3 separate regions of the Homo sapiens genome follow, and regions 1 and 3 are each linked to region 2. The links are chromatin contacts, found by Hi-C or POLR2A ChIA-PET in ENCODE. All regions are on one chromosome and are shown on one strand. Each heading gives the region's core, a stretch centred on a gene start or an enhancer-like site at or near the end of the contact. The rest is flanking DNA. Distances are from core to core; before and after follow the strand shown.

Evidence for each region. Hi-C counts contacts between places; a loop is a spot of excess contacts on that map. ChIA-PET counts read pairs that join two places held with the same protein, here RNA polymerase II (POLR2A). Pooled maps may share reads with other maps.
Region 1: a map of natural killer cell shows a loop between it and region 2 (6-fold over the local background). The contact joins two enhancer-like sites. A Hi-C loop is called at or near these places in 1 of 168 maps with a recorded cell type or tissue (natural killer cell) and 4 of 50 pooled maps. POLR2A ChIA-PET finds 5 or more read pairs at or near these places in 1 of 52 experiments (activated T-cell).
Region 3: a loop to region 2 is called in a map with no recorded cell type, with 7 times the contacts of the local background. The contact joins two enhancer-like sites. A Hi-C loop is called at or near these places in 8 of 37 single-sample maps with no recorded cell type and 3 of 50 pooled maps.

The regions. Positions count from the first base shown.
Region 1 is chr14:55,333,765-55,338,244 of GRCh38, reverse strand. The region is part of intron 1 of FBXO34 (F-box protein 34); the gene reads right to left. Among named protein-coding and RNA genes, the nearest start is that of FBXO34-AS1, 64 kb to the right of the region's middle. Within about 2 kb of position 1,889, at least 5 of the 41 ENCODE cell types and tissues checked have a DNase peak (open chromatin) inside an H3K27ac peak, as active enhancers do; they include natural killer cell, where a contact is called at or near this core.
Region 2 is chr14:55,805,092-55,809,339 of GRCh38, reverse strand. No RefSeq gene overlaps it. Among named protein-coding and RNA genes, the nearest start is that of LINC00520, 11 kb to the right of the region's middle. Within about 2 kb of position 2,084, at least 17 of the 41 ENCODE cell types and tissues checked have a DNase peak (open chromatin) inside an H3K27ac peak, as active enhancers do; they include natural killer cell, where a contact is called at or near this core.
Region 3 is chr14:56,194,115-56,198,089 of GRCh38, reverse strand. The region is part of intron 2 of PELI2 (pellino E3 ubiquitin protein ligase family member 2); the gene reads right to left. Among named protein-coding and RNA genes, the nearest start is that of PELI2, 78 kb to the right of the region's middle. Within about 2 kb of position 2,274, at least 8 of the 41 ENCODE cell types and tissues checked have a DNase peak (open chromatin) inside an H3K27ac peak, as active enhancers do.

The DNA.
Region 1 (4,480 bases), core at 640-3,139, 470 kb after region 2:
ACCCCGTCTCTACTAAAAATACAAAAAATTAGCTGGGTGTGGTGGCACGTGCCTGTAGTCCCAGCTACCCAGGAGACTGAGGCAGGAGAATTGCTTGAATCCGGGAGGCAGAGGTTGCAGTGAGCTGAGATCGTGCCACTGCACTCCAGCCTGGGCGACAGAGCGAGACTCCATCTCAAAAAAAAAAAAAAAAAAAGAAGTACATACTCTTATCTCCAATTGTAGATGGAGAAACTGAATCAGAGGCAAGTTAAGAAACTTGCTAAGTTCGCACAGGAAGCATATCATAGAGCTCAATATGTGTGCGGTCAGGAGTCAAAGCCTACGCTCTTACCACTACACTATGCAATGAGGAAAGGAGATTCTGAAGGGCCCATGGCAGGGTACTCCTCAGCAAGCTTATCTTCAAGTGGTAAGTGGAGTATAAGATGTGTGACTGTGAAAGGAGGCAGAACTGTGGCTTCAGGTTCAATTCTGGATGCCTCAAGTTTGACACCTTACTTAAAATTAAATTCATTTGTTTATCAAATATTTAACTTCCCTCTAAGTGTCGGATATTGTGCTAGCCTGCGGCTTCAGCATGAACAAAACTGAGGAATTTCTGCCCTCAAGGCACATTTGAGAGAGATGCATCAATTCCTTAGTCTTTTCATTTCCAAATCTGTAATTTTCTAATGTATTGAAATCAACTTAGCAATAAAAGCAGCCATCATTAGAAACATTCAAGTTTTATTTTTGGCAAAAAGAGACTTCAAAAATTGAATATGATAGTCTTGAGCGGAGGCCTGAGGACGATGACATTATCAAAGAGTAAGGCTGGTACAACTATACAGAACACATGGAAGAGAACATGCACAGATATACTGTTGTGGTGTCAATTTATAACGGATTTATTTACAAAAAATTGTTCCATAGAATGAGAAATGCTAGAGAATAGAAGAAAATAGCATTAAAATATAACCATAAGCATGGACCAGGTGCAGTGGCTCATGCCTGTAATCCCAGCACTTTGGGAGGCTAAGGTGAGTGAATCCCTTGAGTTCAGGAGTTAGAGACCAGCCTGGGCAACATGGTGAGACCCTGTCTCTACTAAAAATACAAAAATTAGCCAGGCACAGTGGTGGACATCTGTGGTCCCAGCTACTCAGGAGGCTAAGGCAAGAGGATCTCGAGTCCAGGAGGTGGAGGTTGCAGTGAGCCAAGATAGTGTCATTGCACTCTAGCCTGGGCGACAGAGTGAGACTGTCTCAAAAAAAAAAAAAAAATAAAATAAAAAAAAGAGTGAAGAGACCTACCAACCAAACACACCACATAGGATTCTGAGTCAGACAGACCATAAAATAGTATATATGTGTGTGTGTGTGTGTGTGTGTGTGCGTGCATGTATATATTCTATATGTGTATAGCATTTTTTTTTTTTACATTTCTGGGAAGTTCTCAAAATGTGTGTATGCATTTTTGAGTCCTCATCTCTTACAGATACATCCTGAAATACTTTTAGATTAAATGATATAATGTCTGGGATTTCCTGCAAAATAAAATGGGAGAAAAGAAATGGTTGGGAGTATTGAGCAAACAAGACTGGCTATGAGATGATCAACTGCTGAAGCTGCATGATGGCTAAGTGGGGGGTTTCTCACTACTATTTCTGTACATAGCTAAATTTTTCCATAATTATTGGTTTTTAAAAAGGAGAACTAAACAAATGGGAGCATGTGGAAAACACTGGATGAATGAGCCTTAAAATGTTCATTATGTACATACAGTGTAGACCCACAAACTGTCCGATTTGGAGTTAGGAAACTGGAATTCAGTGGTTCCCTGGGCCAGGCAGCTCTGCAGGGACTGATCTGAAGTCCCTCCCAACTGAGCCCCAGGCTGTCTGATGCAGTTGCTCCTTCCTGGTTCAAACAACGGGCACCAACATAAGTTCTTGCCCTATTCTACACCCATTACTGAAAACTGAACAGGAAATAAATCAGAAAGCAATTTTTAAAAGATAAAAAGAAAAGGAGACAAACACATGGGAAGTATAACAATAAAAAAGAACTGAAAGACAACAGCAGTCAAGACCAATCAATCCAATTCCTAATTAAATACATATAATTTTCAGTCCCTCATTCTGTAATCTAAATGAGCAGTTTAATTAGTACCTGAATCTGCCTTGTATAAGTGCACTTAACTTTCATACTTTAAAGACATATATATATAAACATTTAAATAAATGCATAGGAAATTTTACCATTCAAAGGTATCTCATTGGAAATCCTTTTATAACAAAAATAGTCACCTCCTACATTCAGTCATGTAGGAAGGGAAAATGACAGTACTAATTTTAAAATATTAATAGTGATGTAGCCATTAATATTTTTTGAACAGTTGGCATGTAGTTATACATTGCTCTAAAGAGCTTCATTATGTATATATGGATATAAATTTCATCTTCAGGACAATTCTATGAGCTAGATATAATAATTATTCCCATTTCATAAACATGGAAACTGATTGATTAAAAGTATAATAAGCATTTTTAAATGATCAATTATACAAATGGCAGTTCATCTTATATACTAAGTACTGGGTCATTTTTTAAAATGTGCTTTATAGAGGAATTTTAAACAAAGCCAAATGCACACTCATGTAACAAACAGTCAAATAGTCAAATGAGTTGCCTAAAAGTCACCAAATTGGTTGTACAGAGGTTCCTACATACACTATACTTATTATTGTATTTTATACACCCTCTAATCCCAGTGGTTCTTCATTATCTAAAAAGAAATATAAGTCACAGATCAAAGTCAGAAGTTTGTTTTAACAGAAATGTTTCCCATTGCCCAGGAAATGGCTGAAGATAACTGAACATACACAGACTCAAGATGAACAAAAAGCCAAAGGAAAGCATTACCTACCATCAACTCCTTAAGGGCAGGATCCCAGGTATGACATTTTTATAACCCCCCTACCCCCAGGATCAAGCACAGAAGACTTTTCACATAAGAGGCACTTTTCCATAAAAAGTAAACACCACAAACTACAACTGCATTCTAGTCCCCTACATCTTCAATCTGATCTCCAAATAAAGGAGGAAATAATGCTAAGGAACTCCTTTGACTAAAAGCACCTGCCCTTCACCTGAACTCCTTTGACTTGAAAACACCTGCCCTTCACCTGCCCTCCACTCAATCCACTGCAATGGGTCAACTTAACTTGCTGGGTGGGAAACCCAGTTTGAAAAGGCAAGCCATCCCACTCTGGGGACCATTTCATAAACCCTATTCCCCAAATCCCACTATACCTCCCACAAGGAAGAGTTTGTTCTACCACAAAACTACCTTATTTCTCTAGAAGTCTGACCATCTTGTCACCAATGGATGAAAACTCAGCGCAGCAGTGGTCAATCTTTTTTGGATGCTGGACCCTTCCGAACATGTGAGAAAAGGTCTAAGTTCTCTGCCACCCAAAAATACCAAAGCACATACATAAGTGATTTTGGTAGGATTTTGGGGAAAGCTCCAGGGCTCCTGATGAAGAGCTTCCGCCTGAGTTCCTCTAACTTGCCCTTCATGTTCACAGTGGCCTGATCCTGTCAATTTTACTTTTCCTCTCTGCTTTGTGAGCATCTTTATCATGCTTTACCCACTGCAACTACTGAAACCACTTCTCCAACTGGCTCCTCGTTGCCCAGATCACATCTACTGCCCCACCCCCACCCCATCAATATTACCCAATGGCTACTAACTACATGCCTCCGTTGAATTCCCAGAACTGTGCCTTCCCAGTTTCTACCCTGGGACACTTCCCAGGTTCTACCCTGTCTTCAAGATAGAAGTAATCTTATTCTTTTCTGTGTCCATCACAGGGCACACAGCACAGTGCCCTGTACATGTAAGTACTCATTAGAGTGAATGTGCATCAAACCCTAAGGACTTAAACCAGCCAGTCAGCAAGCATCTCATAACTGGAAGTTTATGAGTCTGACTAATCAACCCTTGAGCAGCCCATGAACTTAATGCAATTAAGCAGCTCCACCTGATTAGCGCCCTGCTTTCTCTGAGATGAGCGGTGGAAAAGGTGGAGAAAAAGAGGCCACTCTTCATCTTGGTTACTGTTCTGCAAAGCACAACAGGCTCTGGCTTGTGTAGCAGCTTTTTTCCAGCACTCTATTTACTAAAACATTCCTATGTAATCAGATTTTAAGGAAAATTCTACTCAGCAGCCATGTGTAAACAAACACTTCCACAATAAAGTTATTTAACTTAATACTATCAGTTTAACTAGAATAAAAACAACTTTCATGTTGTTAATAACCTCCAGGACGGAACAATCTAGACACGCAGGCATTCAGCTATGAGTTAGGTGACCTCCCTCTCATTTTCAAAGCACCAAACCACATCCTTTAAATACTAAAATATACAGACACTAAGTCCCAACAAGAAACACTATAAAGTCTCCCCATGAGTCTTTACTACATTAAACACAG
Region 2 (4,248 bases), core at 835-3,334:
ATGCAGCCAACAGACACATGAAAAAATGCTTATCATCACTGGTCATCAGAGAAATGCAAATCAAAACCACAATGAGATACTATCTCACACCAGTTAGAATGGCAATCATTAAAAAGTCAGGAAACAACAGGTGCTGGAGAGGATGTGGAGAAATAGGAACACTTTTACACTGTTGGTGGGACTGTAAACTAATTCAACCATTGTGGAAGACAGTGTGGCAATTCCTCAAGGATCTAGAACTAGAAATACCATTTGACCCAGTCATCCCATTACTGGGTGTATACCCAAAGAATTATAAATCATGCTGCTATAAAGACACATGAACACGTATGTTTATTGCAGCACTATTCACAATAGCAAAGACTTGGAACCAACCCAAATGTCCAACAATGATAGGCTGGATTAAGAAAATGTGGCACATATACACCATGGAATACTATGCAGCCATAAAAAAGGATGAGTTCATGTCCTTTGTAGGGACATAGGTGAAGCTGGAAACCATCATTCTGAGCAAACTATCACAAGGATAGAAAACCAAACACCACATGTTCTCAGTCACAGGTGGGAATTGAACAATGAAAACACTTGGACACAGGGTGGGGAACATCACACACTGGGGCCTGTTGTGGAGTGGGGGGAGGGGGGAGGGATAGCATTAGGAGACATTCCTAATGTAAATGACAAGTTAATGGGTGCAACACACCAACATGGCACATGCATACATATGTAACAAACCTTTACATTGTGCACATGTACCCTAGAACTTAAAGTATAATAATTAAAAAAAAAAACTGGTGGGGAGTGAAGGAAGAGATTCATATCATAGAAAAGTGGTATGGAAAGTATTTTTCTTCATGAAAAGAATTCATAAAATATCATCTTTGTGGGAATTAGAAACAGTATCCTGCTAGAAGAACCAATTTTTAAAATGTGTCCCTTCCTTGGACTGACAGACCCATACCAGAGAAAATAACTTTGCCAAGGATGCTGGCTAGGGGTTTCAGTCCCACTTTCATCCCCTTGGCCAAACATCTTTGTGCAGGGAACAACACACACCATTGTGCACAGAGTCCCTACTTGATCCCATGCACATCTGTGACACATTCATTGTTCTTCCCATCACCAAACACAAGGAAACTAGGAGAGTCCATCCCAGTGAAACCCTCACCTTTGCCCAGATTGCAATGATTTTATCAGAACATCTTAAGACTTAGGCATTAAGGAAATCCAGGTTTACAGTGGAATTGGCATGAACATGAAAATTTCCTGACCTACTTTTAAAGCACCTAACGTAGATGATGTTTGCTTAACAGCTCTTCACAGTCCTCAGCCCTCACATGTATCCCCCTTTTCTCAGGCATTTGTTCTGCAAAGCAACTCACACAACTCTGTCTGTTTGGGAGAGCTGTTCCATTCAAGCACCTTGGGATATTGCTGGCATAGTGTGCCACATACGCCACCTTCCATAGCACAGAGCTATAGCTCAGGACCTAGATGGCGAGCTTTGCCTTGACCATGTGGTCTACACATGCCATCAGGAGTGTCTTTTTTAATGTGTGAAATGTGTTGTTTGTGGGAGGCTGCACATCCCCTTTTGCCAGCTGCTTGCCTCTTTGAGATCGCTTTCTCAGCAGTTCAGACGGGCTGGTCCCATAAATCACAGAGAGGAGAAGGGTTAGAGGATAGAAGGAAACAAGACATGTGGCATATGGAATTTGTCCAGAACCACTCAGGTGCCTGCTAGTTACAGTGTTGGAGCTCGCTCACTCTCTCTCATATCTACGAGACTAATTTACCCTTCTGTTATTGTTATTATTTGTTCTGGGAAGTTTTCGTTTTACTAGAACATCTGGCACTATAGTTTCACACCCTGGGGTTTCCTGGAAACACTCTCAGGGAGGAGTTCGAACCTTTGCTACCGGAACTCGCCCGGGCCTGAAATGTGGTGAGCTATCATCTCAGCCCACGTCACGTTCTCTCTCTTGTTTCCTTTGCAAAACATCATTACAATCAGTGCCACTGTTTTTCAATGAGAGATGCTGGCACCAAGCCCAGAGACGGCTGTGCAGACCTTGTCCTGCCAAGAGTGGAGATAACGTGGGCCTGATACAAAGCCCTCTGACCACACCTCTGGGTAACTCCTACGCTGAAGCACAGCCTGGCCTCCCAGATGAGCTCAGAGTGCCAAGCCCAGGAGCAGGCTGGGTGTGAACCAGGTCCCACCCTGGGAGCCCTGGTCCTCGTCACATTGTTAACCACAAGACCTACCCGCCTGTCCTAATTTCTACAGGAGAGCCTCAGGGCCCCTTTCAGTTTTGAAAGGCACATGAAAAATGTGACATGGGAGTCACTGGAAGGGCCCCGTCTCCCTTCCCTCTTCTCATGGAGTCTCTCCCTCTCCTTTCTGTCCTTGCCTCAGCTATGTTGTCTGCAGCAACTGTTTGCAGAAATTCTCTTCCCCAGCATCTTCAGAGGCTGGCTTCTTGACCTAAGACTGCAGTGTCAATGTCACCTTTCCTAAAAAGCCTTCCTTCTCTGATCCCCTAGGTGAAAAGGGCCACTGAGCAGCTCCAGCACTTCAGTCCTTTAATTATCTGCATGGTACTAATCACAATCTTAGAGTTTGCTCCTAGGTTTGCCTCTTGGATTTTTACCTGACCTTACCTGCTAGAGGGGGAGCCTGTCTTGTTCACCTAGAATAAATGCCTTGCACTGTGAAAGGACAATAAATCTTGGGATTCCAAAACCACTAAGCCAAAGGGAAAAGTCAAGCTGGGAACTGCTTAGGGCAAACCTACCTCACATTCTGTTCCTGAAAAAGCTACTAAATTAAAAAATAATAATAAAATAAAACAAAATAAAATAATTTTTTAAAAAAACCTACATACCTTCCTCACAAGGAATTTCCTTGTGTACAAAGGACAGACAGAACTCAAAGTCATTCCTCTTCTCACCAAGATAAATGCAAATCTGACTGCCTCCTTTCAAGAGGCTAATCAGAACCTCAAAAGAATGCAACCATTTGTCTCTTACCTACCTATGTCCTGGAAGCCCCCTCCCCGCTTTGAGTTGTCTCACCTTTCTGGACAGAACCAATGTACTTCTTACATATATCGATTGATGTCTTACATCTCCCTAAAATGTATAAAACCAAGCTGTGCCCCAACCACCTTGAGCACATGTCATTAGGACCTCCTGAGGCTGTGTCATGGGCATGCGTCCTTTGGCAAAATAAACTTCCTAAATTAACTGAGACCTCTCTCTGATATTTGGGGTTCATACCACATAGAAGGTACCGAATTAACATTTGTTAAAAACATACTGGCCCGACTCCTTACTAGTGTGATCTTGGGAAAGTTAACATTTGTGTCTCAGCTTCTTATCTTAAAAATAGAACTAATTATAGTGCCTAATTCCTGGGATTGTTGAGATAATTAGACAAAGTAATTCTTGTGCCGTCCTTAGCAGAGTGCCTATACAAAGTGAGCGCTCAACAAGTATTAGCTATTATCATTAGCAACATGTTAACCCATTTGCACTTGGTCACCTCCCAGTGCTCACTAGTTTCCAGCTTAGCTGGTCCTGAAGGAGTGGAGAGGAGCCCAGAGCACGGGCAAGGCCAGGCCTTTGAAGGCACCACAGGGAAGTGTGGAAGAAAGAAATGCACCAAAAATGAATGCCTCCTATTTCTCAAATAAGGACTACTCCTTTCAAAAGGGTTATTTCTTTCCCCCTTTTCCTTCTCCCCCTTCCCTGCCAATACCACACAACTGAACCTGGCCCTACACTTGTTACAAGCAGCAGGGGCTGAAGGTCACTGATACTCTATAGACACGTGGCTCAGCCCTCCAGCTGGGCTGGGGACGAGTGACTGTTCTTCCTAGCTGTGTCACCTAAAAGTAGGGCAGACAAAGATGTCCGATAAGTCACATGATTCAACCTCAGCTATGACAGGAAGAGGAGGAAGGTCAGTTGGCTTTGGTTGTAACCATGGTCCAATATGGATTCAAACCCATGACATGGTTAATATGTCCTGCACCAGGCACACAAGGCCATTTTGCCTGAGGATTTGGCATTCACTAGGAGATGGTTTATGTAGCTACTCAAAGGGAATAAAGAGACTGATTTTCACAAGGAAAAGAGACCCTGTGCTCCTCTAGAGCAGAGACTATCTCTTGATCATACCTTCCCTCTGCCCACAGTCCCCAACAGAGTGGGCACTGCCAGCTACTCGTCTTCCCAAACCAG
Region 3 (3,975 bases), core at 1,025-3,524, 390 kb before region 2:
GCTTCTCTGTACTTCTACTCCCACCATCCTAGTTGTATTAGTCAGGGTTCTCTAGAGAAGTGGACCAAAGAGGTGGGTGTGTGTGTGTGTGTGTGTGTGTGTGTGTGTGTGTGTGTGTGTCTTCACCAGTCATGATCCCTGGTGTGTGTGTGTGTGTGTGTGTGTGTGTGTGTCTTCACCAGTCACCATTCCTGGTGTGTGTGTCTGCATGTGTGTGTGTGTGCACAGGCAGGCCGGAGACCCCAGAAAGAACCAAGACTGCAGTTCAAGTCTGAAGGCCATCTGCTGATAATTCCCTCTTGCTTGGATTGGGTTAATCTTTTCGTTCTATGCAAGCTTTTACCTGATGTGCTTTACTCAAAGTCTAGAGATTTAAATGTTAATCTCATCCAAAAACACCTTCACAGAAACATTGAGAATAACACCTGACCACAAATCTAGGCACAATGGCCCAGCCAAGTTAACACATACAATTAACCATTACACTAGTCTAAGCCACTTCATTTCTGGTCTAAGCCAATGCAACAGGCTCTAACTGGTCTCTGTGCTTCCATCCTTTCCTTCCATATCAAAGCCAGAACACCCGCTTCATGCATAAATGTCTCCCCAAACACCCAACAGCTTCCTATTGCAACCAGATTAAAGCCAAGGCCCATGAACAAGACTTGACTGTACCCTCATCTCATCCCAAGCTCCAACTCCCCACTAACCAGCCCTCAAGCCTGCCTCAGAGTCTTAGAATATGCTGACAGTTACACTTCTGCCCCTCTCTGTTTGCAAGACTAAACTCTATGTATGCCTTCATAACTCATCAAAACTTAAATATGTGTCCCTGGCCCTCACAGTATTCTCCACTGTTTGTTTCCTTGACAGTGCTGAGCACCAATGAATATTATATATTTATTTGTTTGATTTCTTATTTATTGCCTGCCTCTGACCCTACAACCTCCATTTGTGCAGGGACCATGTTTGTCTTAACTCATCCCATGCAGAGCCCAGGGCCTGGCACACAGCAGATGCTCAATTAATATTAATTAAATAAACAAAAAATTCTAATGCAAGAAAAATCTAAACACCTAGAATAAAATACTTAAAGTATCTGAAAAAATATGTTACATAAACCTTGAGATAGATAAGCACTTCTTATGCAAAACAAGAAACTTATAAAGCTTAAGTGAGAAAATTCCAGATTTGATTATACCCAACTCAAGTATGAGATGAGACACCATGAACAAAGTTAAAAGATAAACAAAATATATGCAACACATATAACAGATTCTACAAATTAAAAAACAGAAGTCAAACAATACAATTCAAAAATAGGCAAGGAATTTAAATATCACGTAGTTAATAAATGTCAGGAAATTAACAGATTCTAATCTTAACACACCATATCGGCAAAAATTAAGACAAACGTTCCTAAAGTAAAAATATTTTTTAAAGATTATGATTTTAAAATGATCCTATCGGCCATTTTTCAAATGGGCAGTATAATACAATCACAGTGCAGAGGGCAAGACAGCTTTGGCAAGAGAAAAGAATGTACAAAAGCAAGAGGTTGCAGATTTTTTTCTTTCAGCCACATCTGTGATGGATCCACACTGAGTATGTCTGAAGCAGAGGATTACACATTTTCCAAAGCAAAGATTACCAACCTAGAAATAGTGATGTAATTACTGTCTCATCACCAGATATCAAATTATCAGAGACTAAAAGTTTTCTGTGGCTCAAATTGCTTAGTAAACACAGACTTAGAAGGGCCTTCTCCAGAAATAAATGCCAGACACACTAGTTTCAGGGTTCACAATTTCACCGAAAAACCCCTCAAAACAAAAACAAAACGAAAACATGCTTTGGAAAGAAACAGACATCGTTATTTTAAGGAGGGGTGGGGAGTTACTCCTAGGGAATCTCTTCTCTGTAGCCTTTAAATTCATTTGGTATTAATCCTATTTATACAATGTAACCTCCACAATCCTAGAAATTGTACTTAAAAATCACAGTCATAACATTTTAACCATTTCTGTACTTATTGTAGTCACCTGCTGAGTAAACACTTAATTGTACAGAGTCCCTCCTTCTCTACCCACGCCCAGTAATGATAAACTGACATTTTGCAGTTAAATAAAAGCCACATCCTGCCAGCTGGGAATACACTTGCAGAGGCCATGCTCTCCTGTCCGGAGCACTGTCACATGCTGCCTGAAACCACACCTGCCAATCACGGCTTGCGCACATGTGCAGCCTCTGAGACTGGGGCCCAAACTGCCAGCTGGGCAGATTAGGCTTTTTGACATCTGATTCACATTTAAACAACCAGAAGATCTCTGTAGAACCGCTCCCAAACTTAACAAACGGTTTAATATGGACTAACACAGCCAAGGTGGGAAAGTTTCTCCGGATGAGGGGTTTGCAGTGTTTGAACACAGAGAATGGCAGCATTTAGAGGAAAGGTATCCCCACCTGTTTCATTAGTGCCACTATTCGTAAGTGAAAAGATCTCCACTGCCTCTAAAGCCTTTAGCTAAATTGCTGAAAGGCCTTCCACACAGCAATTCTGTTTTACGGCCATTAAAAGGCCCAACTAGCTTCAGAACTGCCTCGGTGGACAGATGCAGTGGAAAGCTGCTTCAGCCTCAAACCAGCTGTGAGGGGAGGGGGTAGGACCACCCAGGGCTGCTCACAGGAAGGGGAAGCTCTGCTCTCTCCTGGCAGTTCCGGTGTTTTGTCTCTCCATGCCCACGTCCCTACTAGAAAATGAGAATGGCAAAATGGTGAGAAGCAGACATAAAGACACAATATGACAAGTAAACAGGGTAGAGACTGAGCCACAAGAGACTTCCAGAAGCATGCTTTTGAAGGGGGTTGGGGATCCCCTTTTAGAAGGATGGTTATAAGGAATACCAAAGAGATTCTCTTCGTCCTCTAGACTTATTTAGCTTGCATGCATCCTTCCACCTGCACAGATGCCTAAAAACATTTCACTAACAGCTGTAGAAACAAAACATGTGTCAAGGAAAAGCATTAAATTAATGAGCATCTAGTTTACAGTTTTAGACTGAATTCTCATCAATGGGAAGTGAATTATCCCACATTCATTAGGGTCATCATTACACACAGTGAATAATAGGATACTTTAATTTTGCACAGCTGGCTCTTGAATCCAAAGCATCAACACTCGGTCCTTATTTTCACTTACATAAAAGACAAGATCCTAAATGTACTAATCTTTTACAATTCTCCATTGACTGAATTTTGAGGCAGAGGAATGGGCACTGGTGGAAAGGAGGCTAGAAGGGTATGGGCGGGGCGGGGGGCATTCTGTGAAAGACTTCATGTGCCAGTCTCTGGACGTGGGGCTGCCTTATCCAGGGCTGCCTTATCCAGTTACCATGGAGAATTATTCAAGCTTTTCAGCGGGGTGAAGGGATGCCCCTGAGCAGACATGCTTCATGTGATGGAGAGAGGGTTCCACATTACCTTCAAAGTATATTTAGCACTTAAGTGTCACATCTAACAGGCATGAATATACTAAGGCCTGCAGTGAAGGGAACACTATCAGTGGCTCATCCATCAGTCCATTCACAAATGTCCACTGCAAATGTCCATGCTAGGGATGGCGACTGGTGAAGAAGCAGATTCTGCAGGATCTGGGCACTCACTGGGGCAGTGGGGCCTGGTATTAAGGAAAGAAAACCTTAAGCGTGATGCAGCTTTCTCACTTAGATTGGACAGGGTAGGTAGTGAAGAGACCACAGCCAAAGACAGGAAAGACAGAGGAGATTCAGAGGGCAACAGCAGTGCAGGGCCGGATGCTGACGACAGGAACAGGGGCACCTGAGCCTGCAGGGAGAGAGGCAGACACATGCCAGGAAACTTGCTGCCCGAGTGGGAAGTAAACTGTGTATTCATAGTCAGGGCCCCAGCTTCCAGGTAATAAAAGCATCTGACACTCAGCTGCATTTTTATCAGTGC